Regions from separate parts of the Mus musculus genome. Here region 1 is linked to region 2. Evidence: chromatin contacts called from ENCODE Hi-C or POLR2A ChIA-PET data. All regions are on one chromosome and are shown on one strand. Each heading gives the region's core, a stretch centred on a gene start or an enhancer-like site at or near the end of the contact. The rest is flanking DNA. Distances are from core to core; before and after follow the strand shown. Region 1 holds the start of Insyn1 (inhibitory synaptic factor 1). Region 2 holds the start of 4930461G14Rik (RIKEN cDNA 4930461G14 gene).

Region 1 (7,387 bases), core at 4,300-6,799, 33 kb before region 2:
TGGGTTAAGGATAAGGACCCCTTCACCCTGCCATGGGAGTTCAGAGTCTGTGGGCAGCAGGCAGAACAGTAGCAAGGCAGGGACATAACCAAGATATATTATTAAAGTGTGTGGGCTTCTCACTGACAGCAAACTTGGAGTTCCACACTCTGATGCACAGGGCCTATGGGATGCCCTGCCCTCCCCCCACCCCGAGACCCCTGCCCTTCTTTGCTCCACTTCCCACCAGCTTCCCGTCCCTCCTCCAGATCCTGGTATCACAGCTCCCACCACTCTCTTTCCCTAGATGCCTGCTAACCCTGCCCCTCATCTCTATGCTGCAAAACCACTTTATAGATGTCAGTCTCTCTCCAGTCCTCACTGGGTAGGGGGCTGAACTGCCTACTGCAGGTGACCCATTAGAGGCCCCTACCAACGCCAGGACCTGGCCCTGACCTGCCTGCTTTTGGCTAAAATGCTGATGTAAGACTCTGGGAAACAAGGGAAGAGCATGGAAGTGCTAGACTCATTCAGAAACGATACCTTGTGGGCAGCTGAGGCCTAGCACTATGGGAGAGCACCTGCTTAGCATGTATGGCTGGGCCCTAGGTTTGATACCTAACACTGCAAAGCAGAAAATGAAACAAGAAGGACGTGGCTTTGTGACTGTTCTACGTGATTTATGTAAGGGAGCATAGAAATGTTTGGCATCTTCCTTTTACAGATGGGCTGACAGAAGCACAGAGAAGCAAAGTGACTTTCCCAAGCTCATACAGCTCAGGAGGTGGAGCACTGAGGACCAAACGCTGGCTGCCTGGCCTATGCTCTCTGTCCCTTGGCATGGTCTGTCTCTAATGGAGATCCATGGAATCTGGGGAGTTTATGGAACCTGCTGGGATTGGCCTGGCATCCTGGAGTATTAAGGAACCAGGGAGAACAAGGGCTAATTAATATCTGTAGTTCATGCCCCAACCCTGGACACTTCAGTTCCAGCTTTCAGAGTGCTTTTGCATTCCCTACATCCCTTAGTCCCCCATCCCTACCCACGGAGCTGATGACAGAGCTGTGGTGGGGATTGGGAGGGTGGACAGAGGAAACTCAAATTCTCTGTAAGTGCGAGCGGGTATTGGCCCTCCTCCTGCATGCTATGTCTCCAATGTCACCATGTTGGATATCATTTGCAGCATCCCTGTCAGGGACAAGGCGTCAGTGCCTTCTGTTCGGAGAGGAGCAAAGGGAGGCTCATGGGCTTAGAGCAGAGGGCTTTGGAGGCTTTCATCTTCTGGTCAGTTTCAGGCTTTGTACTCAGGAATGTGTGTGTGGGTGTCTTCCAGGGCTAGCGGTGACTGGCAGGGAAGAGGAGGTACAGACAGGAGGACGGTGAGCGGAGGACAGAGAATCGCAGGGCCCACTTCTCACTGCCTGGCTCCTTCAACAAGGTTCCTGTGCAGTACCCCTGCCAGCCCTGTTTGCAACACTTGTCTCCATACTCAAGTATTAGGTCTGAGCTGGCAGGTACTGCCCATGACATCGGATATGATGGGGAGATAGGGGATGGTTCATCCTACCATGGTCTCACCACAGCCCTGATAGAGAAGCACTATGAAGGGCCTGAATGGAGCTCAGATCAGCTTTATGTTCTCCTGAAGGACCTAGAGCTACAGCAGAAGTTTGAAACCAGGACCTGAGATCCATAGATACTCCTGTCCCCAACAACCTCCAGCCCATGGGAAGTTGGTTATGACATCTCTCCTCTGTTTGGGTCTCCCTTCCTCTCTGCCCAGCACCCTATGTGCATATCCCCTTTCTGGGGGATTAGGGAGCTCAGAGGCTCAACCCCCACCCAGCTGGGTACCATTGGCAGCGGGCAGGCAGTGGCATACGGGGTAGACTCTGGTTTCCATAGCAACCTGCCAAAGTCTTGGGGGGAGACACATGGCCTACAGATGTGGGGGAGGGGACCCATCACTCTGTCCTGGCTCAGACCTCCAGGGTGTACAGACTATCACCTGGAGTGCTGGGATGAGGAGCATGGGGATCAGTAAGTATGAAAGGGATGATGGAGGTGTCTACAAGCTCCATCAAGTAACCCTGGCACTTGGGCACCACGGCTCAAGCATCAGGCATCTCTTAGAAGCTGTCATAATGCTGAGGTTACACAGTAGCCCGCCTGCCAAGGCTTCAAATAGGCATTGGGAATCTTGAGTTCTAGGCTCAAGTTTGTTATGGATGGGTTGTATGGCTCTAGGCAAGCCCCTATTCCTCTCTGGGCCCCAGTTTCTTCAATAGTAAGTGGACAGGGCTTGTCTGAACTACCTGTGAGATCCCTCCAAGTTCTGGATGACTACGCTGAGGAAGAAGAAGCAGCAGTCTGGAAAATGCCCCATTGGGAGTTGTACTGAGGCTGACCCCTCGGGATTGTAGACAGTATAGGCTCCTGTTGGGTTCCATGTCCCTGCTTGAGATTGAGACTTTTGATAGTTCCCATGGCCCTGATAAAACTGCAGAGCATCCAGAATAAGACAGACTAGGAGAGGACACCCTAATCCTTCGGCTTCATGAGATCAGAGGAAAGGTTGTTTAGGGGCTGTGGTCTTTGGCATCCAAACTGTATTATGGAGCCCAGAGCACAGCAGCCCAGCCTATGGGCAGAAGCACTACCACCTCGAAGTCCTGTCTTCAGAGGCCTGACTCCAATTCACAGCTCCCTTCAAACAACCCCTCGCCCTGGCTTGGATTCAGGCCATGCTGGAAAGCCACAGGGCTCAAAGCTTGCCCCTCTCCTCAGTTTCCTACAGCCTCCTTCCCCAAACACAGCTGGTGGGGGAGCTTGAAGCCATATCTCAGAATGATCCATTCTCCCACTATCTCTGCAGGGGCCTTGGTTACAAGCAGTTGAAAGTTGCCTAAAGCCCACCTGGCTGGTGAAATGGCACCCAGCGGGCGAATTCAGGCCAGCGGCTCAGAATGCTGGTCATGCATTTTGGACTTGAACACAACCCAGGGGGCAGGGTGGAAGACATGTGTACCTCATTACTCCAGCAATGTGGGAAGCAGTAATTAAACTAGGTTCTGCTTAGAAAGACAGAGAGGCTTTCTCCGTGACTTTTTGGTCTTTGCAAAAAACCACCCAGAAGCATGTCCTGCAAGGGGGTGGGATGGGGGTGGGGACTCAGCTCCGTTAAAAAAAAATTAATCTTTTTTTAAATGTATGTACAGAGAAGGACCTCTGATCCTTACCAGAATCTCCCAGCCACCTTTTAACTCCAGGGCAGGGAGGTTACAGCTGGTCTTAACTCCTCCTGCTTTTGGAATATCTGATCTTTTGAGCTGATAAATCTTTTTGAGCTGGGCCTCAAGCAATGAGGATTGACCAGACAGTCATCCACACTCTCCTAGAGTCCTTGCTCAGAGTCTAGGAGGTAAACAGTGGGGTCAAGGGACAGACAACTTGGGTTTCAGAAGAATGTGTCCCATTAAGAATAGAGTAGGGCAGATTTAGTCCTCACTGAGCACCCGGAGTACTAACCATAGAGATGGGCCCACTGACAGCTGCTCGGTCTCTGCCACACCAAGGCCCCATCACCAGCTCTGGGGATAGGGATTTTTAAGCAAACCAGATTTGAAGTAAGGAGAATGGAAAGGGGATGGGTGCTCAGTGGAAACAGGCCATGTGCACATAGCATTGCACACTCAAGACACAGGCAAATGCTTTACTGCTGAGCCCAGCCAGTCAGGGTGAGGGGGGTCTGTGTGGCCCCTGCTGGCCTCTTAACTCACCTCCCTCAGCTCCTTAGCCACTTCTTTGAGTTCTCTCAGGATGCCTTCAAGTTGCCCGATGACCATCTTCATGCGCTGTCGAATCCGCTCTCTCTCTCCACCACTGTTGGGGTCGTCACTGGGCTGCCCGAGGTCCGGGGCACCCCGAATGTTCATCCTTCACCACGTGGCCGCAAGCCTGCCCATACTCGCCCCAGCGGGGCACACGCTTCGTCTGCCTCCACGGAGCCCCCCTCGGCCGGGCAGAGCTCCACATTTTAACGGCCCCCCAGCCTACCCTGGCCTTGGGCGGCCCTCACCCAGCCCCTGCAGCCTGCCACTCCACCTACTCGCCTCTGGGTGGGGGATGGAGCACCCAGAGGGAGACAGAGTCTGACAGGGTGGGAGGGGGGTCAAGGTGAGGACACAGGAGGGCAAGGGGAGGGGCCTTAGGGCCCAAGAACAGCTTCCAGGACTTGAAGTGCCTATGGTGTACAGAGCTGATCTTTGCCCGAATCTGGATGCGGAGGCAGGGGGATGATTCTGCAAGGACTAAGGGTAAGAGATGCCCTTGGGATGGGGGAAGGCAGCAATCCCCTCGCAACTCCTAGGCAGTTACAAAGGCAGAGGTCTCTAGATGCAGCTGAACCAGCACAGGGACGGTGATCAGGATCTTCCAGATGTGGAGGGGGCTCCAGATGTGAACAGCACTGGAGAGGGAACTGGATTGGAGGAGGGCAGCCCCCTGCAGAAAGAGCGAGCCTGGCGTCAGCCCTCCCAGGCTGCTGCACCAGCCTGCTGCTGCTGCCTCCCTCTTCTCTCTGCCTGCACCCTCCTTCCTAGCTGGAGATTTATTTATTTATTTATTTATTTATTTATTTAGTGGGGAGGGGTGGTGGAGGCAGATAGTTTTCAACACCCTTCTTCAACAGAAGAGTGGAGGAGCCCCTGTTTTAGAGGAATGAGCCCTTAGCCTCCTCTGGAGCACTCTAGCCGTGGTGCACCCCCCGCCCCCAGCCACCAACCAAGCTTGGCCAGACTGGTTTAGCACAGGGCCTCTCCAGCTCTCCAACCTTCTTTCAATGCCCACAGGGTGCCCTCCTTCCCAGAGGACCCTTTCTCCCCCAACCCCGCCTTCCCTCCGAACCCTCCGAAGCTGGACTCCCCTACTCACCAAGGGTGGGGGCAGTGGCCTTTCCTCTAAGCAGTGTCGGGGCCGAGCCACAAGACGAGGTTGGGGGGCCCCCAAGGCTCCCTAGGGCGGGCTTCTCTCTCTGGACCCTTCGGCTCCTGGCCTCAGGAAGGTCTTCCGAGCGGTGACCGGAGACATCTGGGCGGTGGGAGGGGGCGGGGCCTCCGCGCTCCGGGGAAGGGGGCAAAAAAAAAAAATCCCCAAAAATCTCCTCACCACGCTCGCCAGGCTCCCGGTCGCGAGGGTCCGGCGAGCTCGGAGGCCCCGAGGCCACAGGTGACCCGAGCCGAGGTGACACCGGTCCGGTCCAGGCGACTAAGCCAAAGTCGGAGGGCTGGGGAGGGCGCCGGGATCCCCTCAGCCCACGCCCGGCATTCCCCGGGCTCCACAGGGTTCGCGATTCTCTCTGTCCATTCTAGATGGGCAGGTCTGAGCCCCTCCGGGGTCTGTCCTGCCTTTGCCTTGCTCTGCCCTTCCCGAGCTGGCACTGCTAGGTGTCCGGGGTGTACTCAGCCGGGACCCAGAATGTCCGTGCTCCGGCCCGGGCGACGTCTGGAGCGGCCGCAGAAACCGCTCAGTCCAGCCCGGCAGTCGGCTCCATCAACGGTGGGGAAAGTCCGGATTCCTTCGCGTCTCGGGGGAGGGGAAGCAGCCGTGGCCAGGGGGACCCGGTGTCGAGCACAGCGGAGATGAGTGCACGAGGTCGGGGGGGCCTCAGCACGGCGGGGCTCAGCCGAGGAAGCAAAGGAAAGCAGAAGGGGGCGAGCGAGACGCCAGGGAGGCGATGGAGGAGGCGCGCCGGGCCCGGCCAGGCACACCGGGCGCGCAGCCTCCGCTCGGCTCCACCGCCTCCAGCGCGCTCGCTCACGGCTCCGCGCCTCGCGGCCCGGGGCGCCGGGTAGCTGCCGATGGGGCAAACGAGGCACCGGGGCTGCTCGGGCCTTTCTCCCCGGCTGCTTCGCCCTCGCCCTGCCCTGCCCTGCCCTGCCCACCCGGCTCCGCGGGCCTGGCCCGCTTACCCCGAGCGCCGCCGCGCCCCGCCGGACTGGCCGCCCGGCCGGGCGCAGGCTCCCTCAAAGGCCGCCGGGCTCGCGCGGCTCCGCTCGCCTCGGCGCTGGCAGTGAAGGGGCCGGCCCCGCGCGCCGGGAGGGAGCTTTTAAAGCGACACACACGCCTCCCAGCGCCCAGAACCGAGCGCGCGAGCCGGGGGGTCTCACCACCCTAGGGAGCGGGTTGGACTGGGCGCCAGCGGACCTGGAGGAGAACTAGCCCGGCCACTGCCCGCTGCCCTGGGCGCACAGAGGCCCAGACTTGACTCCAAGTTCCTTCACCTCCTTTTTACACAATCCCTTGACCCTCCTCCCCTCACGGTGGTGCGTCCCGGGGTTCCCCTTCTGGCTGTTACCCTCCTCTGCCATCATACCTCAAACTGTCCCAAATCTTGTGTCAGTTCAGTAAATAGAATCCAGCCAACCTTTACTGAACACCTATTGTGTGCCACGCTCTGGCCGAGAGGGAGGGCAGAGTGGGTGCTGGGCTGTTTCTGAAGGTTCTGTTCCCCTAGTTCTTCACCTAAGTTTTCAACATATTTTTGTTCTCTCTCTCTCTCTCTCTCTCTCTCTCTCTCTCTCTCTCTCTCTCCCTCCCTCCCTCCCTCCCTCCCTCCCTCCTTCCTTCCTTCCTTCCTTCCTTCCTTCCTTCCTTCCTTTTCTTTCAGGCCCTGTTGAGGAGGAAATATCGAGGAAATTTCCCCATGAGGACATTCTTGAGTAAACTGAAGGGTGGTGCATGTAGTTCTAGGAGCGTTGCTAACTTGGCAGGTATGGGGTAACTAGGAGGAAGCACAGGCCACCCCCACTCCCCCAAGTTCTTCCCAGGAATTCAACCCTTGAGCTGAATCTTAACAGAAGATTCAGTGGGAGTCCCGGTGACCGGTGACCTTGCCCTGGGGAAGGGAGGAATCTGCTTCCTAGAGGGAAGGAAGATAGGGGGAAGGAACCACTCAGGAGCAAATGTGGGGGAGGGCAAGTTTCAGTCTAAGTGGCCCTGTTGGTGCCACTGGGAAGACTGTATGAAGTGGAACAGAGAAAAACCAGATCAGGAAACAGGAGGCTGTGGACAGAAGCTTGGAATTTAGACCTGGTGGTGGTGGAGTACACCTTTAATCGCAGCACTTGGGAGGCAGACAAGTGGATCTCTGTGAGCTCGAGACCAGCCTGGTCTGCCAGAGTCAGGGCTGTTACACAGAGAAACCCTGTTTTGGAAAACAAACCAAACCAAACCAAAAAAAAAAAAAAAAAAAAAAAAGCACTTGGAATTTATCCTTTGGCAGAAGGGGCCTGTGCAGATTTGGGGGGCAGGAGGAGGAAGTCAGGTCCTATCTGCCCTCCTAAGGGACCCCACTAAACTCCCAAAAGTCAATGGTGGGTTTGAGGAGGCCACAAGCCAGGTGCTCCA
Region 2 (7,171 bases), core at 1,900-4,399:
ACAACACCAGTCTCCCTGTCATATCCCTGTCTCTTCTCTCCTGTGCCTCCCTGCCATCCTCTAAAGCGCTTTCTACGAAGCCTTCCTGTGTTCATTTTGTAACTGGGGCAGGTCATAGAGACCGGTGTCAGTTTCTTAGCCTTCATCTTCATCATTACATCCTCTTGGTGAGATAAAGGGAAAAAGAAAGGGAACCTTGTCTCTCTTCTGAGCTCTCAAAGCAAACTTGCTCCGGGTCCTGTGTTCTGTTAACCACAAGAAGAGCTCATGGCACATACTCTTCCTTTGAGCTGCCCCACTGGGGATCCTGAACCTCAAGCCTCAGGGCCAGGACACTAGGGCTCTATTTTCCACAACCTAGAAGGCTCAGACTCTTTCTTTAACCCTGAGGAGAACTGAATGTTAGCTCCCAGATTTGTGTGATGGGCGAGGGTGGAGCCAACTAAGACCCGCCCCCTCCAGGGCTGGTGAGAGTGTTCATTATTTCCCTGCCATGCCAGCCAGGCCTTGGGGTGAAGCCAGCCCCAGCTTTTGATGGGAGACAGATTTAATTACCTTCTCAGGCAGAGGGCGAGGATAATGAGAAGCAGATAAAAAGCTTGGCAAGGCAGGGCCCTTGAGCACTCGGCCTGCCTACCCCTACATACAGCCTCTGGGGGTTCAGGGAGAGCAAGAGTGTGGCTTCCCAGGCAGCTGTGGCCCTTGTGTAATGCCACCACCATGCCCGAGACTGAGTCAGCACTCTGTCTGGGTTACACAGAGCACTCCCACCCCAGTGCGGAGGAATGCTCGGTCTTCTGCAGCAGTGTGGAGTTAGTCCTAGGACAGATGGGAAACAAGACACAAGCAGACACCAGGGCTTCTGGCTTGTACGAGGCCTGAAAGTTCTGATGGAATGGGACATTAAGAAGAAAGATTGTGGAGAAAGGAGATCTGTGTGGGGGTGTGGCAAGGCTTGTCATACTCAGGATTGGGGCATCTTTGCCTTTCCCAGGCAGCCTGCCTGACCTGGTGTTTTCTTTCAAGTGCTTATAGGATTGTCCCAGAGCTTCCTTCTGAGTCTGTTCCAAAATTCTTTTATAATTGAAACTAGGAATCCTGAGAGGGGACCCCATTTTCTTGGTAACATATGGTAACCTAGCTGAGGCTCCATGAAGTTGTCAGTAACGGTATGGCTAGACTTGGGAACTTTACAGAGTGGCTAAGGCACTGGAGTGTTCTTGGATTCTTGTTGGTGAGGATAAGGAGGGAGAGCGGAGGTGGTGGGAGAACAGAATGGGGTGCCTGCTTGAAGATGACAAAAGGACTAGGCAAGAGGAAGAGGTTGGGCAGACAAGTGAAGAACATTCTTGTGGGGTCCATTCTGGATTCTGGGTTCTTCCCTGAGGGTGACACAGGGTGCTACACAAACTAGGCGGGTATCTTTCTGCTCCCTGCCTTTCCTGCCTTTCCCTTAGAAATGCCATCATGCTGGGCTCCACAGCAGATCCCTAGGGGGATAAACAAACCTGAGTGCCCAGAGAAGGATTGATAGAGAAGGGCCAGAGATGAGGGTGGGTCTTCTGCTCAGACCTGGTTCTCATGCTGATGACCGGAGCCTGAGCTGGGAGGACCTGAAGGGGAAATTGTCAAACTATCCCTTCATTCCACTGGACTCCTTTCCAAAGGGGCAGCCGGAAGGGCAATCAGGAGGTGTGGAACTTAATACTGTAGCCCATACTCCAGATAGGAAATTTATTTTCTTAATCCTGGGTAAGCTAACACTATCCTCCACATCATAGTTTCCTGATCAGTAAAGTGAGGCTTGAAACCACATCTCAGGATTGTGGCATGAATTTTAAAAAGAGAGCCACACCGAGGATAATGTATGTAAAATTCCTAACATGATGCCTGGCAAGGGGCAGCTCCCAACCACTAGCTGTAATGATGGTTACTATTACTAATCCCGTTGGGCAGTGCTTCTCCACCTTTGAAAACTCTAGGTTCCTTTGTGAGAGGCACACAGGTCTCAAACCCCTGCCTTCTTCCACACAGGATTTAAAAAGAAATAAAGGCTGGAGGGGTGGGGAGACATTTCAAGAACTTACAAGAGAGCTTCCCAAATACAGGGATGGCTCCGGGTGGGCTGGGATGGGGAAGGTGTTCTGGGCTGCATTTCTGAGTGTGGTCCCGAGGCTCGGAGCAACCACTTGGGTAGGACTCCCCTCTTTCCCAGGCTACCCGCAGTGTGTGTTGGATCCCCGCCCAGCCTCGCAGCTCAGGCCGCAGTGACTTTGAGCCAAGAACAGAGGAAGCTCTTTCGAATACAAATACCTTTGGACCCTCAGATCCCAGCCGGCGCGCCATTCTCATGCTAATGAATGGGGCTCCAGTTCAGGTGGTTTTGAAGGGGAAATTGCCAACACAGTTACCCAGCCCAGCCTGCTGCGTTTCTCCTCTGCCAGGACTAAGACCTCGGGGATCATTTTTAGCACGGCCTCCAGTACCAGCACCAGCTCTACCCCAGTGACTCTATAGTTCTGCAAGTCTCATGACTGGCTGGGCTCCATTATTTGGGGTTTATGAACTGAACAGATCCTTCTAAATCAATGTAATAATTCACGTGACAGTGATAGCTGCCATTCACACACCTACTCTCCAGTCAGGGTGTTTGGGAGTGTGCTCAGAGCACTGGGTCCGTCATTGTTCCGTCTGCAGCAGTGAGGCCCAGAAAGTAAGGCAAAGTGCTCCAGACCTTGCCACTGTGGTGCCAGGCTCCAAAGTCAGATGTTGTATAGGGCTACACCTGTAGGACATAGGCCTTGATCATAGGTCACATCACCCTATGATCATCAGTTTGGGGTTTCTGGGCCTGTAAATATTCCCCCACTGAAGCCCCATTTCATTTTTCTGTTGTCTTATCATTGCCCTCTCCCCTTTTATCCAGACCTGGACAATACCTGTTTTAACTCAATGAACTACTCACCCTTCAAGGCCTAAGTCACTTGTACCAGCTCTGCTACATAAAGCTGTCCAAGCAAGCTCTCTTCATTCTGTCTCCACTGTTCAGATCTTTAGGATAGTCCTCAGGTGTGGTCCTGTCCCCTTCTGGGCTGGGAAGTACTTGAGGGAGAGTACCTGCCTAGTTCATCTCCACAATGCCAATGCCTGGCACTGAAGAGGTCAACTCAGGAACTTTGGAAAATTCCATCTCCTCTCCTGGAAGAGAAAGGTCATAGAGGACTTAGGCACCACCCCCTCCGGAAGGGAGGGGCTAATTACATTCCTCAGACAAGGTGGGGGGAGGGAGGAACCAACCATCAGCCACTTGCGGGTATGGGAAGTCCTGAGCACATAGACACATTCTGTGACCATTGGCCACCTATAGACAAGGGAAGTCCTTGCCACCTCATTCCCTAAAGACCAATCAGTTTAAAAGTCGCACTGTTCTGCCAATCACAATGTGCGCAATGGCTGCGGCTCTGAAAACTGTATAAAAACTTACCGAATGGGCTGTGCAGAGTCCTTGTTCTCTCTTCTTCTTGTGCAGGGTGACCCCAGCATGCTGGAACAATAAAATTCCTCTTGTTTTTGCAACGATTCCCGGCTCAGCGTTGTTCACTGTGTGTGTGTTGGGGGCAAAGGTGTGTGTGGGGGGGAAATCTCTCACCAGAGTCTTACATTATTGGGCCTGGTAATCAGCTTCGAGAATGTTTCCAGGATGAGCCATTGACTAAAAGGGATGGTTCCAGTGGAGAAGGCTCTGGGCACTGAAGGGGGCACTGAAGCAAAAGTGTCATGAGCTCTTGGCATCATGAAGCTCCACACCTTGGCTTCACTCTCCCATCTGTGCTGGCAGTGTCTCCTCCAGAGCGTCCTAAGACAGGTCACTTTGTACCTCAGGGCCTTGACTAAGGCCAAGGAAAACTTGACTCAAAAGTGACTTCAGCCTAGATAGGCAGGGTACCAGCATTGCATTTGACACCCGTCTCCTACCAAGGTATGGGGAATGTGGCTGGTGGGTCACTGCCTCCTGCCTTTGGGGGGCTGCGTGGTTTTGGAGAGAGCATGTATACTTCTATTCAAGAGCAGCCAGACCTCTAGGTAATCAGGCTCTAAGCCACATCCCAGCTCAGATCAAAGGCAGCCAGACTATCGTCAGTTCACATGAGTCACACATTAGCCAAGCATCATGGGAGAGTGATCTTCCCCGTGAAGCCTCAGTCACAAATGCCCTGCTCCCCCACCTCTGCTACGAAGCCCAGACATATTAACTAAGCCTGCTTCCTTGAGATGCAAGACCTTCCACCCCCAGACACCTTCAAAAGGAGACATGTTCCTTGGCTGATGAGATGGAAACTCTCTCAGACTCTGTCCCCCAGTGGCATCTGCAGCACTGATAAGGCTCTACCCTACAGGACAGTGTGACTCAGCCTCTCCTCCTCCCTCTCTTCTCTTTCTGCCTAAAATCTAATACTCCTCAGATGACTTCTGAATGGACTTCCCCCTCCACCTTGGCAATGGCTAGGTTGCACACTCTCTCAACTCCTTCTTGAATTTTCCACCCCATCCTGGACTTAGTAGAGACTAGAGAAGAGCCTTGTAGAGACAGTGAGCTAAGCAAGCTCCAGGCTGGGGTACTCCTCTTTTGTTCAGCTCTGACCTGACTCCTGTCCTATAAAAGCCCACCCTGGCTCTGGAGCGGTTATGTGTAGGGTTCTGGGAGGTGGGGGGAGAGGGATACTTATTCAGGAAGTCATGTCCTGGAATTTATCTCCATAGCCTAAGAGGAGGAAGCACTACCCGGCTGGTGGTGCTGGGGTAGGCTGAGGGAAGGAAGTCATTGGGGTTTGATGGGAAGCTCATTTTGCCGTAATTGTATTGTGCACATTAAACCAGAAATTGTGAGAGTGAAGGCAGAGCAGGAAAGGTGCTGAAGGAGTTTCCAGGGGAGGAGCAGGGGCTGAGGAGGCATCCCAGACTCATATGGGACAAGGGGTGGGGCTTTAAGGTCCTCTGGGCCAGGCAGGGACAGCACCACCCTACTCTTTTATATTTACATTTTTATTTTCACACATATATGTATATGTGGCATGCATGCCTGTTTGGTGTGTGTGTGCGCGCATTTATGTGTTCAGGTAAAGGTGTGTTGAAGCTAGGGGTTGACATTGGGGGTTTTGACCATTCGCCATCTACCTCATACATTGAGGCAAGGTCTCTCATTTGTACCCAGAGCTTGCGGATTTGATTAGTTTAGCTTCCCATCTTGCTTTGGGGAGCCTCCATCTGCTTCCCAACACCCCTTAGAGGACTGGGCTTAAATAGGTGTGCTAACTTCCTACCCAGCATTTAGATGGATGTGGGGATTAGAACTCAAGTTCACACAAGTGCTTTACCCACTAAGCCAGCCCCTCCCCAACCAGCTCTTGCCAGTTGAGCCTAAAGAAGGTGGTAGGCAGAATGCAAGAACCAGGTTTCTGCTAAACTGACTGTTCACTAAGTGGCAGGCCCTCTGGATCGTCTTCTCACTTACATGATGTTCTTCATTGGAACCCTTGAAACAAACAATTGAGGCAGACACGATGCTACCTCAATTCCCCACGAGAAACCTGTAAGAAATGGACATTCTTTTCCCAAAGACACACAGCGATTTAACAATTTAGCACAGTCCAGGGAGGTGAACCTGACTTCTGCAGTGAATATAGATAGGAAAACTGAGGCCAGGTCACTGGGGAAGATGGAGAAACCGTTTGCATGGATCTGATATCTTGATGTAAGCCCTACCCATGCAGCAAGCCAGGAGTAAATACTTTGGTTGATTCATCTGCCCCATCCACTTCCCCAGCATCTATTTATTTTCCTGGCTGAATACACAGAATATAGCCTGGCTCATGGTGAAGCCCAGAGTCTTACTTGCCAGAGGAAGAAGACAGCTGTCAACGGACCAAAAGAATAAGAATGCTTCCTGGAGAAGTATGTTGGGACCCTTGGCTGGGCTTCTTGCCCTCTCTAGAACCAAGATGTCACTTCTGCACACCAAGAGCTACCCCTACCTTGGGGCAACAGTGGAAGCCATGGCTGGAGAAAGCAAACAATTCCTGAAGGTGACAGATTCTCCTGGGAAGGGACTTAGCCCCATAGTCAGTAGAACAGGCCACCTTACTCCCCACCTATGCCCTGCACTCCCAGGAAAGAACCCTTGGGGCCAGCTCTGCCTTTCTTCTGACCCAATGGGGTGTCTGGTGGGTGGAGCTGCAGATTGGCAGGTAGATACAGCTTTCTCTGCCTGTTCCTGTGCTGTGCCAAAAGCCTCACCAGAACCCTCAACCTGGCTATGCCCTCTTGATTCCCAGGGCCTGTGTTCTCAGCACTGGCTTGGCTGCTAGAGGAGGCACCTATGGATTCTGGGCCTCCATCCAAACTCTGAATGGGCCCTGCTTAGCATCTCACGATGATCTAAACTTTCCACATCTTTCCTGGAGAAGTCATGGTCTAAGCTTATCTCAGAAAGCCAACACAACTCTTTGGTTAACAAGTGGTGGTATTGCCATGACTTGATTTTGAATGTAGACTTCATTAGGCTTCACACTATGAGCGGAGTTGGGGCTCATTCTGTGACCAGTGTCAGGGCTTAGGGTGTGGTCAAGATCAGGGCTCAGTTTATGATCATGATCAGGCTCAGTGTGTGGCCAGGGTCAGGGCTAGATATGATCAAGATCAAGTTCAGGTGTGACTATGTTTCCTCCATGTGTGGCTAGGATCAGGCTCAACAGGCAACTAGGGCTCAGCAAGAAACTAGGATCCAGGCTCAGTACATGACTAGGATCAGGACTCAGTGTGTGACTAGTACCAGGGTTTAGTGTGTGATTAGGTTCAGGGCTTGCTATGAGACTAGTGTCAGGGCTCAGTATATGGCCAGGGTAGGGATTTAGTCTGTGGTCATGTTCATCATTCAGCCTGCAACTGTCACTGGCAGCCCATTTTCAGGGAACTGACTTTTCTTAGACCCAGTACAGCATTTTGAGCACTGCCTGATGTAGCAGGGTAAAGGTAACCCTTAAGAGCAGCAGTTCTCAACCTGTGGGTTGTGACCACTGCCTCCCCTAACCCCATATCAGATGTTCTGCATATCAGATATTTGCATTATGATTCATAGCAGTAGCAAAATTACAGTTATGAAGTAGCAACAGAA

Evidence for each region. A loop is a pair of places that touch in the nucleus more often than their neighbours do. ChIA-PET counts read pairs that join two places held with the same protein, here RNA polymerase II (POLR2A).
Region 1: POLR2A ChIA-PET joins it to region 2 with 56 read pairs in Patski. The contact joins the promoter of Insyn1 here to the promoter of 4930461G14Rik in region 2. A Hi-C loop is called at or near these places in 6 of 37 maps with a recorded cell type or tissue (Patski and left cerebral cortex). POLR2A ChIA-PET finds 5 or more read pairs at or near these places in 4 of 5 experiments (Patski and embryonic stem cell).

Annotation. Positions count from the first base shown.
Region 1 is chr9:58,486,765-58,494,151 of GRCm38, reverse strand. It overlaps Insyn1 (inhibitory synaptic factor 1), which reads right to left and starts at 5,549. Exons shown (of 3, transcript NM_176921.4): 1 at 4,913-5,549; 2 at 3,760-4,483. The coding sequence starts at 3,915.
Region 2 is chr9:58,451,151-58,458,321 of GRCm38, reverse strand. It overlaps 4930461G14Rik (RIKEN cDNA 4930461G14 gene), which reads right to left and starts at 3,149. Exons shown (of 3, transcript NR_040736.1): 1 at 2,966-3,149. It overlaps Gm32820 (a long non-coding RNA gene), which reads left to right. Exons shown (of 3, transcript XR_379493.4): 3 at 1-1,105.